Linked DNA regions of Homo sapiens: region 1 is linked to region 2. A link is a contact called in ENCODE Hi-C or POLR2A ChIA-PET data. All regions are on one chromosome and are shown on one strand. The core of a region is the stretch at or near the end of the contact, and the rest is flanking DNA. Distances in the headings are between cores, read along the strand shown. Region 1 overlaps LRRN2-AS1 (LRRN2 antisense RNA 1). Region 2 holds the start of MDM4 (MDM4 regulator of p53).

Region 1 (7,248 bases), core at 613-3,112, 63 kb before region 2:
CTAGAAAGGAATCGTGATATCAGAATTTAGGATAGTCTAGATTATTCATTCATCAAAAAATAAATAAATAAATATATATATATATATATATATATATATTAAGAGCCTACCATGTGCTAGACGGACATTGTGAATAGGCAGACAAGGCCACTGACCTCAAGGGGTTTCCAGTCCAGGAGAGGAAGCACTTCAGAGGTTCCAACTATTTGCAAATTCACTGTTATAGAAACCATCTGAAAAGGATTTGTTATTAACACTTAAATAGCTACCATTTGTTGAGAGCTTATTATGTCAGTACTAGATGCCTTACAATTTTGATCTCATTATCTCTGCATAACACCCCGAAAAAATATGGTTAAGTCTTGGTCACATGGCTGGTGGGCAGTGGCCAGGATTCAAACCATATCTATTTACCATCAGCACAAATTCCCAGTCTCCTCTGCTCCCTGCCTCAGTGACAGGGGTCATTTCAGGACCATAAGATATGGCAAACTGGAGCCACCAAGAAAGATTTTAAAGTCTAGAAAGCCAGATAGAAAAGGGTATGCAGGCCAGGTATGGTGGCTCACAACTGTAATCCCAGCACTTTGGGAGGCCAAGGTGAGAGGATTGCCTGAGTCCAGGAGTTCAAGACCAGCCTGGGCAACATAGTGAGACCTTGTCAACAAAAAAATTTTAAAAAGACAAAATTAGCCAGGTATCGTGGTGCACACCTGTGGTCCCAGCTACTCTGGAGGCTGAGGTGGGTGGATGGCTTCAACCTGGGAGGTTGAGGCTTCAGCGAGCCTTGATCTTGCCACTTGGGCTTCAGCCTGGGCAAGATCCTGTCTCAAAAAAAAAAAAAAAGAGAGAGAAAAGAAAGAAAAGAAAGAGGCATGAGTGGGAGGAATGTAGGCCACTGACCAGATATCCAGCAGGAGGCCAAGAGTGAAGTTGTTTGCAGTGTTAGGGAAGGTCGTGGGGCCAGGGCTGGGGCAGAAGGGTGGTCACTGTCACAGATGAGCTCTGAGCTGCCCATGAGAAGGAAGAAATAGAGAAAAAGCAAAACCATTTAAGAAGTGGAGATAGAAAGACGAGCGCTTTGATGTACATTGGAATGGCTGCAGCTGCGGCCAGAAAGGAGCACGTCCTCTCCCCAGAGGTGAGTCTATTAGAGAAGGTTCCACACAGTGAGAGGGGAGCACAGAGGGGAATGAGCTTGTGCTGCAAACCAAAGCTCAGGGGACTCCAAGAAAACACGGAAATCAGGAGACCTCATGGGTTGTTGTAAAGGGCTATTGAGATGGCCTCCTCCCAGAAGAAATCAACAGAAAGGGTCCTGCTTCTTGGTGACCCAGAAGCCCGGGATAGGCTGGGTGTGGAGAGAAAGGGAAGCTGCGGAAGTCAAACTGGGGACTATTAGGAGCTTGGATCACTGGATTAACTTTGCAAAGTGAATTAAGTAATGAAGCTGGATGCAGATGGTGGAGCAACCGGGGTAGTTTGTGACTGGGAGGGACTAGTTTCTGCACTTCCAACAGCTGGCTGAACAGGTTAAATGCTCCACTCAAAGCCCAGGTCATTACCGTTGGTGGTGACATCCTGGCCCCTTCAGTGACAGACACAGAGGATCACCGTGGAGAAACACCAGGGAAGCTGAAGCTGATTTCCACTCACAATCTCGTTGTGTGCTTTGGTTCAGACATTTTTTTTTTTTGGTTCAGAAACTTCCAGGGGAAAACACCAGGCTAGGAGTCCAGAGGCCCGAGTGCGAGTCCCGGGACTCCTGTAAGTCACAGGAGCGGACGCATGCCACTTACCCGTGTCCTCAGCTGGAAAGTGAGAATGACGGTGCCACCCTCTCCTTCTCGGGCCTCCCCTGCCCAGTTTTCTCGGTGCCTCAGTGCCCTCCTCCAGACAGAGGGGGTGAGGAAAGTGCTTGCTTCGCAGGGCAGTGATGAGGGTCCAAGGAGGCAGCGCACGGTAAACTCCCTCCGAGGAAGCCAGGCTCGCAGTCAGCACTCAGCATCGTTGTTGCTGCTGCTTCTGCTGTTGTTTTTAGGCTAACTGGAGATAATAGATGTGAAAGTGTTTTGAGAAATACAAAGCACTCTATGTTCCAATAAAAGGTGTGGTTTCCATTCTTCCCTCTTCCTGTTTCATTTCTCAAAACTCCCCTCTGCACTGCTGGACTGAGCTATTGAACATGTCCCATCTCCCACAGGCTCCCCTGCCTCCAGAGCCCCCATCCCCTCCCCTTCACCCCCTCCTTCCTGGCACACAAAGCCCAACCCTTCTTCCTCTCCCCTGGGAGCCTCCCCTGATCCAGGCTGGGCTGGAGCCTCCTCCTCTCGGTTTCACCAGCACCCGTTGACTGCTGGCTGCACATACTGCAAATTTTCTGTGCTTTCATTTTTGGTTTTGTTTTGTCTTTTTCAGTCTTTTTCCTGCACTCTCCCCACCCTGACATAAGTTTCTTGGGCACAGACAGGGTGTCTAATTTGTCATTGCATGCCCAGAATCTAGCAAAGTCCAGGCATATTATCGTAAGCCCAGCAAATGTACACGGATTTGAATGAATGAGGAAATAAGATCATGTATATGAAGTCACCTTTTATGGTCTTAGAAATAATCATTATTAATAGCTCACTCAACAATATTCATTGATCACCTACTAATCTTTGAAAGGCCTCTACCTGGTACCTAGGGCAACACATAATAGGGTCTCTGCTCTCAAGGACTTTTCAAGGGAATAAGGGAGAACCCCTAGTGGAATTTTACGACCTGCAGATGACAATAACATAAATGTAGTAACATATGTATGTGCCCTAAAAGAGGCCAGGCTACCTGTTGCAGAAGTACAGTCAGGGACAGCTCCCCAGGGGCTTCAGGAGGCTCCTAAAGGAGGAGCTGACTTGAGCTCTGCCTTGTCCAGCCTCTCTGCAGCCCTGGGCCCTTCACTTCGTCTCTTCCTTCAGCTTTGGGAGGACTCAAGAGAGCTTGTGTCCTGCCCCTAGCCTCTCAGGAGGGGCCAGCAGCTCCCTGGGCTTCTCTGAGGCCACCACCTGGCAAACCTGGGGAGTCCTTGATCTGAGGCACCCGCAGGGTCACGCCTGCTACAACTCCATCTGGCCAAGGCCTCAAGGCAGCAGAGGCTGAGGGATTTGGAGCCCCCCAAACCCTGGTTTGAGTCTTGGCTCTGCCACTTGCCAGTTGTGTGAAGACATAATTACACTTTATCCAGGCCCCAAATTTCTCGTGTATAAAATGAGGCCAAGCCAGGTGCAGTGGCTCACGCCTGTAATTCCAGCACCTTGGGAGGCTGAAGCGGGAGGAGGATCGCTTAAGGCCAGGAGTTCAAGACCAGCCTGGGCAACATAGCAAGACCTTGTTTACATACAAAATCAAACATTTAGCCAGGTGCGGTGGCACATGCCTGTGGTCCCAGCTACTTGGGAGGCTGAGGTGGGAGAATTGAGGAGCCCGGGAGGTCGAGGTTGCAGTGAGCTGTAACAGTGCCACTGCATCCTAGCCTGGGTGACAAGAGTGAGATCCTGCCTCAAAAAAAACAAAAACATAACGTAAATAAAATGAGGACAATAGCCATTAATGAGATGGTGACACTTCAATGAAACAACAGATATGGAGAACCTGGAACATTCTTTTAAAAGCCTTCAATAAATGTAAACCATTTTTCGCTCTAGGACCTATAAAGCTGCAGTGCTTTGCAGCCAGTGGTGGGTGCACTCTAGGCCTCATGGGTGTGTTAGACATATCACAGGGCCCTGCCCCACCCTCTGGTCTGGGAATCCTGGGATCCCAGAAAAATGATGCAGGTTAGTAAAACTCAGACCTTCTAAATTTTATAGACACATTTAAGAATCTCTCAGGGTCAAGAACTAGTTGTAATTAAATTATAAATGTCCAGAAAAGAGAGAATGACCTCATTTTAGCCTCTGACCCCATGAGGCACAAGAAGGCAGGTATAGTTACCCCAGATGAGGAAACCAGGCCCAGAGAAGGGAAGTGTTTTGGCCAAGGGCACATAGTGCACGAGGGGCAGAACCCGGACTAAGTCTGCCCTTTCCTCTCTGCATAGTTACCATCTAATAGGCTGGGTGCCCAGAGGGGCCCCTTCTTGCCTAGGGACCAGTCTGCCTTTGTAGGACTAACAAATTAGCTACAAGATTAGAAATTACAGTTTAGGGGTCATGTCGCCTATGGCTCCAAGAGTCTGAACCTCCCCAAATTGTTCCTGGGAATAACATCACTATTGTAAAACCTAAGATCAGTGCTTGAGATATTTTGCAGACCCTGCACTCGATGGATCAGCTGACACCACCAAGACCAGTAATCTGGCTTCACCAGTTCTGCCATCCCACCCAGGAACAGAAAACAGCAAGAAAACCTCACTCCGACCCCCTATGATTCCATCTCTAACCTGACCAGTCAGCACTGACCACTTCCCAAGCCCCTACCCACTGAATTATCTTTAAAAACTCTGATCCCTGAATGCTCAAATGCTTGGGGAGACTAATTTGAGTAATAATAAAACTCCGGTCTCCCGCACAGCTGGCTCTGCATGAATTACTGTTTCTTCACTGTAATTCCCCTGTCTAGGCAGCAGGGAAGGTGAACCCACTAGGCGGTTACACTGTCCTTACAGTCTCTAAGGCTCCTCCTGCCCCAACGCTCAGGGACTCCCGGGCATTCAGTCGAGGGGTGTAAGATCAAGCCAGGCCTGACATCCTGCTGACTTGCCTGTCATAGAACAAAGGTCCCAGGGTTATCTGGCCCATCCTCCTGCTCCCGGCTCTGCCCATCTCCTCTCTGCCGCCTGCTCCCAAACCAACCTGTCTGTCCACCCCAGTTAGCACTCCAGCTAGCTGGAGGGGAGGGAAGGAGAGGCTGCATTCATTGCAGCCTTGTACATATAAGCAAGTTTGTGGGCCCACAGCCTTCACCCCACCACCCCCTGCTCTGCCACTGCATCATCTCCAGTCTCTTCTCTCCTCCCTGCACCCATCCCCCAACCACAGAAGCCTAACAGATTCCAAGGGAACAGCTGGAACCTCCTTGCTGCTGGAACTTTTGCTGGTGGGAAGGGGTAGGGCATGCCCTGACCTGGGCATCTCAGGGACACACTGCTCGGGCCTCTGCCTTCTGGGTCTCCTCTTGGTTCCATTTGTCCTGTAGCCTCTCCCTGTACAGGAGGTCAGGAGGAGCAGTCACAAGTCGCCCTGTCTGATGCATTAGGACACAGAAACCCAGGAAGGTTGAATGGCTCACTCAAGTTCACACACAACAGCCCGAGGAGGAAACCACTCAGTCCAACAGGAGCTCGGCCAAGTTGCCAGCTTGCCTTGCCCTCCTCCCTGAGATGGCCAGCATCCTGTATGGATTCAGGGAGAACTCAAACATCAAAACTGGCAGAGGTGGAAGTGGAGAGTGGCAAAGGGGGAAAAAGATGAATCAAGGCACGCAATCCCACTAAAGAAAGAAGGCTTCAATGTACCCGGTGGCCCCCTGCCGGCTCCCAATGCCAGCCACAGCGCCATCCTCCTACTGAATGTTTAATTAAAAGAACAGGACTAATGGGATGGGTGTCAAACTACACACTTAATCTGCACCAGAGACAGCCCCTCTGGGAGCCACTGAAAGAGATCAAAGCTGCTTCTGTGAAGCCCTCATTCTTCAGGGACTTCAGGGGAGTCGGCAGCAGGAAAAAGATTTGGAAAAACCACCAAAAAAATAAAAATAATAATAATAAATGAGGAAAGAGAGGAGAGTTGGGAGTAGGAGGGTGTGAGGAGCGCGGGCCAAGGAAGGCAGCAGGTTCCAGGCCATGCTTAGTCCCCTAGTGTCTCTCCTCACATCCAGCCCCAGTGACAACTGGTGTCCTCAGCTCAGGCCATGGCGGTGAGCCCCTGCCTCCCTGTGCCTGACCCAATTGAAGGTCCTCCTGTGACTTCCCTCTGTCTCTCTTTCCAGTAACTTAGAACCCTCCCTGACCGCTTTCCTTCTTTTGGGTCTCCAAGCCTTGCAAATGCTGCTTCCTTGCCTGGAGCATCCTTAGCTTGGGTTTCTGTCACTTGCATTCAAAAGAGTCTAACATAAGAGAAATGGTCAGATAGGAGGGCAGAATGGATCACTGTTAATTATGAGGACTTTGGAGGCAAACTGCCCAGATTCAAATCCCTGTTCCACCCCTTGCTAGCAGTGTGACCCCAAGCAAGTCATTTAACTTCTCTGTACTTCATCTGTCAAATTCACTCATCACAATACTTAACTCACAGGGCTGCCGTTAATTAGTTAATGTCCACATGTATCTGATTAGAAGAGCACACTGTGTAACACAGCCCATTACGACTGCTCTAATTCCAGCCCACAGGGCCAGCTGGCCGGGGCCCCTTTCCACAGCAGTGGTGAGTCCAGATGGGCCACACCTGCTGCTGCTCCAGGGCTGCATCCCCTTGTGCTGTCCTCCCAAGGCTACATCTGCAAGTGGAGAGGATTTGGCTATCACTCACTGGGGGAGAGATAAGTGTGGAAGCAGGAGGGGGAATTGGGGAAGGAGGGAGGCTGCGTGTGGGACACCTTCGGAAGCCCTTGTCTTCTTCGTAGTCCCCAGGGAAAGGAACGCCTGCCTGCTCTGTAGAGGGCAGGCTGAGCTCTGAGTGTGGGCTTCCTATTCTCACAGCAGCTAGTTTCATACTTAAAAGTCTGAAGCCAGATATATTCTGCCACCAGATTAATTTTTTTCTGAAGCTCCCATTTGGTCTGTTGGAGGAATTCACATTCCTCCGGCTGTCATAACTTTGCTCTGTCTTTCAAGAGCTCACACCCCTGGCCTTGTTTTGCAAATAGAGCATTCTTTCTCTCCTGCCTGTCCTTTACCTTACAAAGCTTCCCCATACTGAACAAAAACATTTTCAACTGCTCTGTAGTGGAAGGTAGGGAGGCCGGGGTGGAAGTAAAGGGTAATTAAATAATTTCTGCTGCAGCACGAAAAGCTGAACAGCATGAAGTATTATTAATACGATGTGCTCTTCCTAATGAATTAACACAGGCAATCCCTCTCTCCTGTCTGGTGTTCAGTAAATATTTGTTGAATGAATGAATAACAGCTTATGATTCTGTCTTTCCTGCTCTGATGAATTATGAAGTCCATGTAGCCAAATCAGCATCAAACCCATTTTATATGCAGTCTGTGTTTTGAGCCCCAGGTCAAAGTGAATAAAATATGTGTGAAAATGAAGTAATAATGTC
Region 2 (7,686 bases), core at 71-2,570:
TGTTGCTTTTAAACTGTGGTTTTCGGCCGGGCACGGTGGCTCACGCCTGTAATCCCAACACTTTCGGAGGCCGAGGTGGGCGGATCACCTGAGGTCTGGAGTTCGAGAACAGCCTGGCCAACCTGGTGAAACCTCATCTCTAATAAAACACAAAATTAGCCAGGCGTGGTGGCGCACACCTGTAATCCCAGCGACCCGGGAGGCTGAGGCAGAAGAATCACTTGAACCCGTGAGGCAGAAGTTGCAGTGAGCCAAGATCGCGCCACTGCACGCCAGCCTGGGCAAAAAGAGCGAAACTCCACTCAAAAAAAACAAAAACAAAACAAAAACACAACCAAAAAAACCTGTGGTTTTCAAGCTTTAAGGTATACAAAAATCACTGGGAGGTGTGCTCATTAAAATATATTTCTCTGAGCCCCATCTCGATACTGTCTGTAGGTTTCAGTGTGGCCCCAAAACGAACATTTTTTCTTTTTTTTTTTTTGAGACGGAATCTCCCTCTGTAGCCCAAGCTGGAGTGCAGTGGCGCGATCTCGACTCACTGCAACCCCCGCCCACGGATTCAAGTGATTCTCCTGCCTCAGCCTCCCGAGTAGCTAGGATTACAGGCATGCGCCACCACACACATCTAATATTTTTGTATTTTTACTAGAGACGGGGTTTCACCAGGTTGGCCAGGTTGGTCTCGAACTCCTGTCCTCAGGTAGATCCACCCACCTCGGCCTCCTGAAGTGCTGGGATTACAGGCGTGAGCCACCGCGCCAAGCCAAAACAAGCATTTTCAAACAAGCACTCAAGTGCCTCTAAGGTAGACTGTCCGCAGACCTAAAAACTAACTTAAAAACTTAAGACACGTCAATGTCATTCTACCCGGTTCCCTCTCTCCCACCTCCTTTCTCCAAATTGCCTCAACAGTCCTCAAATGTTGTGTCCAGTTAAACTCAATCCAACTACGTCGACTTTAGGTTTGTCACCTGTTGGCCAAAGTTACTTCACGTCACCCCACCTCCACTTTTATCTTCCGCGAGCCCTCATCCCACAACTCTTCCCCTCCCCCCGAGCCCTTCTTCCGCCTGGCGCGGCCTTCCCCACGCCGCCCGACCCACCTCTCAAGCTCCTCCCGCCCGCTACCCGCACAACTGGCGGTACGGCCGCCTGCTCCTCACTCTCCAGCTCCCGCTCCCGGCACCCCGCCGACGAAGGCCAAGAGCCACACCTTACGGCAGCTCCATGAGTCGCTCCCCCGCCGAGCCCGGGTGGGGGGAGGGGTGGCAGTCACAGATCCTAGGGCCTCGGCAGCATTTTGAAATGGCGAGTAATGAAGCCGCAACTTCCGGCCTCCCACACGGCCTCACACGAGGGCTTCCGGTGAGGCCTCCGGAAACCATAGATGGAGCAATGGGAGGACTAGAGAGCTAGAAAGGCTGAGCTCACTACCATAGAGTAGATCCTAGTCCGGGGAGAGAGTCGTGGGGCCCGAACGGTTGAAAGTCGTCAGATTTGAAGAGATAATAAGTGAGGGACTTGCAGGGTCTTGTGATATTTACAGACGTGTATTAGGAGATCAGAAAACAGAGAAGAGGAAGAGCTAAGGTCATAATCACAGGCTGCCTTCAGCTCTTCGGAAAAACTACGCTTCCTCTGCCATTCCCCAGTCCTCACCCTTACTCCCCAAGGGTGGTAGGGAAGGGAAACGGAGCGATGGCGGCACTAGGGTGGCAAGGAAGCTTGAAGCCATGTCAAATAAATAGTTGAAAGCACCAGCCGCTGTGGCTCACGCCTGTAATCCCAGCACTTTGGGAGGCCTAAGGCAGGCGGATCACCTGAGGTCAGGAGTTCGAGACCAGTCTGACCAATATGGTGAAACCCTGTTTCTACTAAAAATACAAAATTAGTCGGGTGTGGTGGCGCATGCCTGTAATCCCAGCTACTCAGGAGAATCGTTTGAACTTGGGAGGCGGAGGTTGCAGTGAGCCGAGATAGCGCCATTCCAGCCTGGGCAACAAGAGCGAAACTCCTCAAAAAAAAAAAAAAAAAAGAAAAAGAAATAGTTGAAGGCTCAAGGGAGTTTTTAACCTGCATATAAACGAGGGAGGCCGGGCGCAGTGGCTCTCCCCTGTAATCCCAGCGCACTTTGGGAGGCCGAGGCGGGCGGATCACCTGAGGTCAGCAGTTCGAGACCATCCTGCCCAACATGGCGAAACCCCCGTTTCTACTAAAAATACAAAAAATTAGCGGGGCATGGTGGCGGTCACCTGTAATCCCAGCTACTTAGGAGGCCGAGGCAGGAGAATCGTTTGAACCCGGGTGGCGGAGGTTGCAGTGAGCCGAGATAGCGCCATTGCACTCCAGCCTGGGCGACAAGAGCGAAACTGCATCTCAAAAAAAAAAAAAAAAAAAAAGAGGGAAAGGGTTGAGCATAGAAATTGGAAGCTGTCTTCAAATAACTGAATAGTATAATATTGGAAATAACGGAGCCTTATTCTCTTCTCCAAAGTGCAGAACTAAAACCAATAGAAATTACAAGGCAGTATTTTTAAGCTCAGAAAATCCTCTAACATTTAGAGTTGTTCTGAAATAAATGAAATTAGGTATTTGGGGGAAGTAATGTCATTTGAAGACAGCCTGCCTGAGAGGTTTGTTGAAAGCTCTTCTATATTAGGAAACATTAAAACTGGCTGTGTAACCCAAGAAAGCTCCATCTCAGTGTTCTTTGCACCTGTCTTTTAGCATTTACCACGTATTTTTTTTTTAGTTATTTGTGTATATACCATTCTTATCTCTCCCAATAAGCAACAACAAAACCTGGCTCCCAATGCTAGATACAGACCCATGCAAAAGAACACAGGGCAGTAACCTTCCTTAAATTTGTACATTCCGCTTTGTTCTACTTCTAGCATAACCTCCTGCATAGCTGGGAGATCCAGGGTTCCATTAAGGAGCTGAAGAATTAACTTCTTTTTCATAGAAATCTGCAACCACCTCACTCACAAAAAAAAAAAAAAAAAGGTCAAGGGTGCTTTTTTAGGTGAACCACTGTCAACTATTTCCCCTGTCCTTTTGTGCAATTAGTATTTTTTAAAACTTTCAACAGGAATTTTTTTTTTGTAACTTTTAAATAGCATCTGGTTAGTTTGGATCCTTTCCTAATGTCTCCTGGAGCCTTGGAATATGATCTGTTCATGCAATTCAGTTTGTGTGAGATCAACAGGTATTTGTTGAGGCCAGGTGCAGTGGCTCACACCTGTAATCCCAACCCTTTGGGAGGCCAAGGTGGGAGGATCGTTTAAGCCCAGGAGTTCAAGACCAGCCTGGGCAAGAAAGCGAGAACACCATCTCTACAAAAAAAAAAAAAAAAAAAAAAAAAAAAAAATTAATTAGCTGAGCATCCTACTTGTGCCAAGCACCAATCTAGAGGATTCCAAAACAAGACCTGAAATCTGTCTAGTGGAGGAATCAGACTGTCCAGGTAAAAAGAATGTGGTAAGTGCAATGATTGATGAGCTGCAGTTAACCTCCTCTAGGTTAAGAGAGATAAGCCTTTTCAATTTGGGCAAAATATTGACCAACATCTTTAATTCGTCTTCATTTAAAATCTCGAGGGCCCGGCGCAGTGGCTTATGCCTGTAATCCCAGCACTTTGGGAGGTCGAGGCAGGTGGATCACGTGAGGTCAGAAGTTCGAGACTAGCCTGGCCAACATGGTAAAACACTGTCTAAAGATACAAAAAAGATTAGCCGGGTGCAGTGGTAGGCGCCTATAATCCCAGCTACTCGGGAGGCTGAGGGAGGAGAATTGCTTGAACCCGGAGGAGGAGATTGCAGTGAGTCGAGATTGCTCCACTGCACTCTAGCCTGGGTGATGGAGCCAGACTCTATCTCAGTCAATCAAAAAAAACAAAACGTTGATAAATATGTTGACGAGGCCATGGTGAAGAATAGAGTTTTTCCCATCGTGGTTGACACTGATTTGTGAGTAATTGCTCATCTTCTAATTTTTTTAAAAAAATAGACACAGGGTCTTACTATGTCGCCCAGTCTGGTCTTGAACTCCTGGCCTCAAGTGATCCTCCCCCACACCTTGGCCTCCCAAAGTGTTAGGATTACAGGTGTAATCTTATAATCCTACAGGTGGCACCCGCCAGCACGCCCAGCTAATTCTATGTGTGTGGTTATTTTGTTTTGTTTTGTTTTGTTTTGTTTTTGAGACGGAGTTCCCTTCTGTTGCCAGGCTGGAGTGCAGTGGCACGATCTCAGCTCGCTGCATTCTCCGCCTCCCAGATTCAAACGATTCTCCTGCCTCACCCTCCCAAATTGCTGGGATTACAGGCGCGTGCCACTACGCTCCAGCGTGGGCGACAGAGGAAGACTCCATCTCAAAAAAAAAAAAAAGAAGAAATGAAAGAAAGAAATGAAATTGGAAATTGGCTTAAAAACTCAACTGAGTGATCACCACTTCCTTCTTTAAGAACTATGCTCACAAACCATTGATTCGAATAAAAAGACAGGAAATCTGGGTTCTAGTCTAGCTATTTGTAGAAAACAGAAGAAGTTACACAGGTTTCCGGTCTTCAGTTCCCTAATCTGTAAAACAAAATGGCTGAATTCAGCCATTTCTTATGGCCCTTCTAGTTTTAAAAAAATTAAAAGTCAGTATTATTGGTCTATAGCCTTTCTGAAAAAAAAATATAATTAATGACTTTATACATATCAAAAGGTATAAAGAATATGATCTCCCAGCTGGGCGCAGTGGCTCAGGCCTGTAATCCCAGCACTTTGGGATGCTGAGGCGGACGGATCACCTGGGGTCGGGAGTTCAAGACCAGCCTGCCCAACATGGCAAAACCCCATCTCTACTAAAAATACAAAACAATTAGCCGGGTGTGGTGGTGCATGCCTGTAATCCCAGCTACTCGGGAGGCTGAGGCAGGAGAATCGCTCCAACCCTGGAGGCGGAGGTTGCAGTGAGCTGAGATGGCGCCATTGCACTCCACCCTGGAAAACATAGTGAGACTCTGTCTCAAAAAAAAAAAAAAAAAGAATATGATGTCCCTTTTCCCATTCCTCTTCCTAAGAACAATACACATACAAAGAAGTTCCCTGTAGTCACCTCTATGGTATCTCCTTTCTTCATCCTCTGGGAACCACTATCTTGAATTTGGTATGTACCCCTGCCATGCATTTCTTTAGACTTTTAGAGTTTATATGTGTATATATTCCTTAAAAATCTGTTTATGCTTTTAAAATTTTTATAAATGGCATCAAACTATATGTGGTCTACTGCAACTTACATTTTTGCTCAGCATTGTGAAGTTCAGTGCTGTTAAACCGTGTAGTTATGGTTAATTTAATTTTGTTGTTGTTCGAGACAGAGTCTTGCTCCGTCACCCAGGCTGGAGTGCAGTGGCGCAATCTTGGCTCACTGCAATCTCCACCTCCAGGGTTCAAGCAGTTCTCCTGCCTCAGCCTCCGGAGTAGATGGGATTACAGGCACGCGCCACCACGCCAAGCTATATTTTGTATTCTTAGTAGAGACAGGGTTTCACCATGTTGGCCAGGCTGGTCTCAAACTCTTGACCTCGTGATCCACCCGCCTCAGCCTCCCAAAGTGCTGGCATGACAGGTGTGAGCCACCGCACCTGGCCCTGGTTAATTCATTTTTAATGTTTTAACGTTGTTCTACAGTAACATACTGAATTGTATAAATGTATAATGAATTGTTGTATAGTAATTGTATTAGTTTTCTAGAGTTGCCATAACAAAGTACCACTGAATGGCTTAAACAGAAATTTATTTTCTCATAGTTCTGGAAGCTGGAAGTTGAAGATCAAGTTGTTAGCAAGTTAGGTTTCTCCTGATGCCCTCTTTCCTTGGCTTGATAAATATGTTGACTAGGCCATGGTGAAGAATAGAGTTTTTCCTATCATGGTTGACACTGATTTGTGAGTAATTGCTCATCTTCTAATTTTTTTAAAAAAATAGACACAGGGTCTTACTATGTTGCCCAATCTGGTCTTGAACTCCTGGCCTCAAGTGATCCTCCCCACTTGGCCTCCCAAAGTGTTAGGATTATAGGTATAATCTTGTAATCCTACAGGTGGCACCCACCAGGATGCCCAGCTAATTTTTTGTTTGTGGTTGTTTTGCTTTGTTTTGTTTTGTTTTGTTTTTGAGGTGGAGTTCCCCTCTGTTGCCAGGCTGGAGTGCAGCCTGTCTTTTCACTGTGTCCTTGTGTGGTTGCCCATTGTCTGTATGTTGTCTATATCCTAATCCCCTCTTCTTATGAGGACACTAATCATATTGGGCCCATCCATGTGACCTCATTTTACCTTAATCACCTCTTTAAAGGCCCTGTCTCCAAATACATTCCCATTCTGAAGTACTGGGGATGGTGTTCAACATGATGTTTGAGAGGGACACATTCAGCCCATAATAGTAACGGATGCACCACAATTTTTATTCATCTCCTCCTTTAATAAATACTTAGGCATTATTCAATCGTTTGCCGTTGCAAACAATGCTGTTATCATTCTCATGCTTATCTCCGTGTGTACTCTAGAGGAAATGATTGAGTCACAGACTATATATGTTGTCCACCCTATTAGACCATGCCAAAGTGCTCTCCAAAGTGATCACAGAAAAATACTCACTCCTGACAGATGTGTATAAGAATTACCTTGGCCAGGTGCAGTGGTTCACGCCTGTAATCCCAGCACTTTGGGAGGCCGAGGCGGGCGGATCACCTGAGGTCAGGAGTTTGAGACCAGCCTGGCCAACACGGTGAAACCCTGTCTCTACTAAAAATACAAAAATTAGCTGGGCATGGTGGTGAGTGCCTGTAGTCCCAGCTACTCGGGAGGCTGAGGCAAGAGAATCGCTTGAACCCGGGAGGCGGAGGTTGCAGTGAGCTGAGATCCCGCCACTGCACTCCAGCCTGGTGACAGAGTGAGACTCTGTCAAAAAAAAGAATTATCTTTGCATATGTTTGCCAGTACTTGGCATTTTCAAATTATAAAAAACAATCTGATAGATGCAAAATGGTTTCTCATGGTGGTTTGTTTTATAGGTCCATGATTATTAGTAAGGTTGAGCACTTTTTCATATTTATCGACTTAAGGTTCCTTTTTTTTTTTTTTTTTGAGACAGAGTCTCGCTCTGTCACCCAGGCTGGAGTGCAGTGGCGGGATCTCGGCTCACTGCAAACTCTGCCTCCTGAATTCACGCCATTCTCCTGCCTCAGCCTCCTGAGCAGCTGGGACTACAGGCACCCGCCACGGTGCCTGGCTAATTTTTTGTATTTTTAGTAGAGATGGGGTTTCACCGTGTTAGCCAGGATGGTCTCAATCTCCTGACCTTGTGATCTGCCTGCCTTGGCTTCCCAAAGTGCTAGAATTACAGGCATGAGCCACCACACCCCGCTGACTTAAGGTTCCTATATATGAATTGCCTAATCAGACCTTTTGCCCATTTTTCTATGGGATTGTCTTTTACTTTTTTTTTTTTTTTGAGACAGAGTCTTGCTCTGTCGCCCAGGCTAGAGTGGAGTGGCACAATCTCGGCTCACTGCAACCTCTGCCTCCTGGGTTCAAGCAATTCTTCTGCCTCAGCCTCCCAAGTAGCTGGTACTACAGGTGCCCGCCACCATGCCTGGCTAATTTTTTGTATTTTTAGTAGAGACAGGGTTTCA

Evidence for each region. Hi-C counts contacts between places; a loop is a spot of excess contacts on that map. ChIA-PET counts read pairs that join two places held with the same protein, here RNA polymerase II (POLR2A). Pooled maps may share reads with other maps.
Region 1: a pooled map shows a loop between it and region 2 (5-fold over the local background). The contact joins the enhancer-like site here to the promoter of MDM4 in region 2. A Hi-C loop is called at or near these places in 4 of 37 single-sample maps with no recorded cell type and 10 of 50 pooled maps. POLR2A ChIA-PET finds 5 or more read pairs at or near these places in 18 of 52 experiments (CD4-positive, alpha-beta T cell, Caco-2, GM12878 and 13 more).

Annotation. Positions count from the first base shown.
Region 1 is chr1:204,574,065-204,581,312 of GRCh38, reverse strand. LRRN2-AS1 (LRRN2 antisense RNA 1) reads right to left here. Exons shown (of 13, transcript XR_007066814.1): 3 at 904-7,248; 4 at 156-233. Among named protein-coding and RNA genes, the nearest start is that of LRRN2-AS1, 14 kb to the right of the region's middle. RefSeq lists an enhancer at 2,537-3,068. Within about 2 kb of position 1,862, at least 12 of the 41 ENCODE cell types and tissues checked have a DNase peak (open chromatin) inside an H3K27ac peak, as active enhancers do; they include GM12878 and OCI-LY7, where a contact is called at or near this core.
Region 2 is chr1:204,510,040-204,517,725 of GRCh38, reverse strand. MDM4 (MDM4 regulator of p53) reads right to left here and starts at 1,320. Exons shown (of 11, transcript NM_002393.5): 1 at 1,217-1,320. RefSeq lists enhancers at 1,048-1,327, 1,358-1,437, 1,448-1,577, 1,016-1,926, 867-2,066 and 1 more.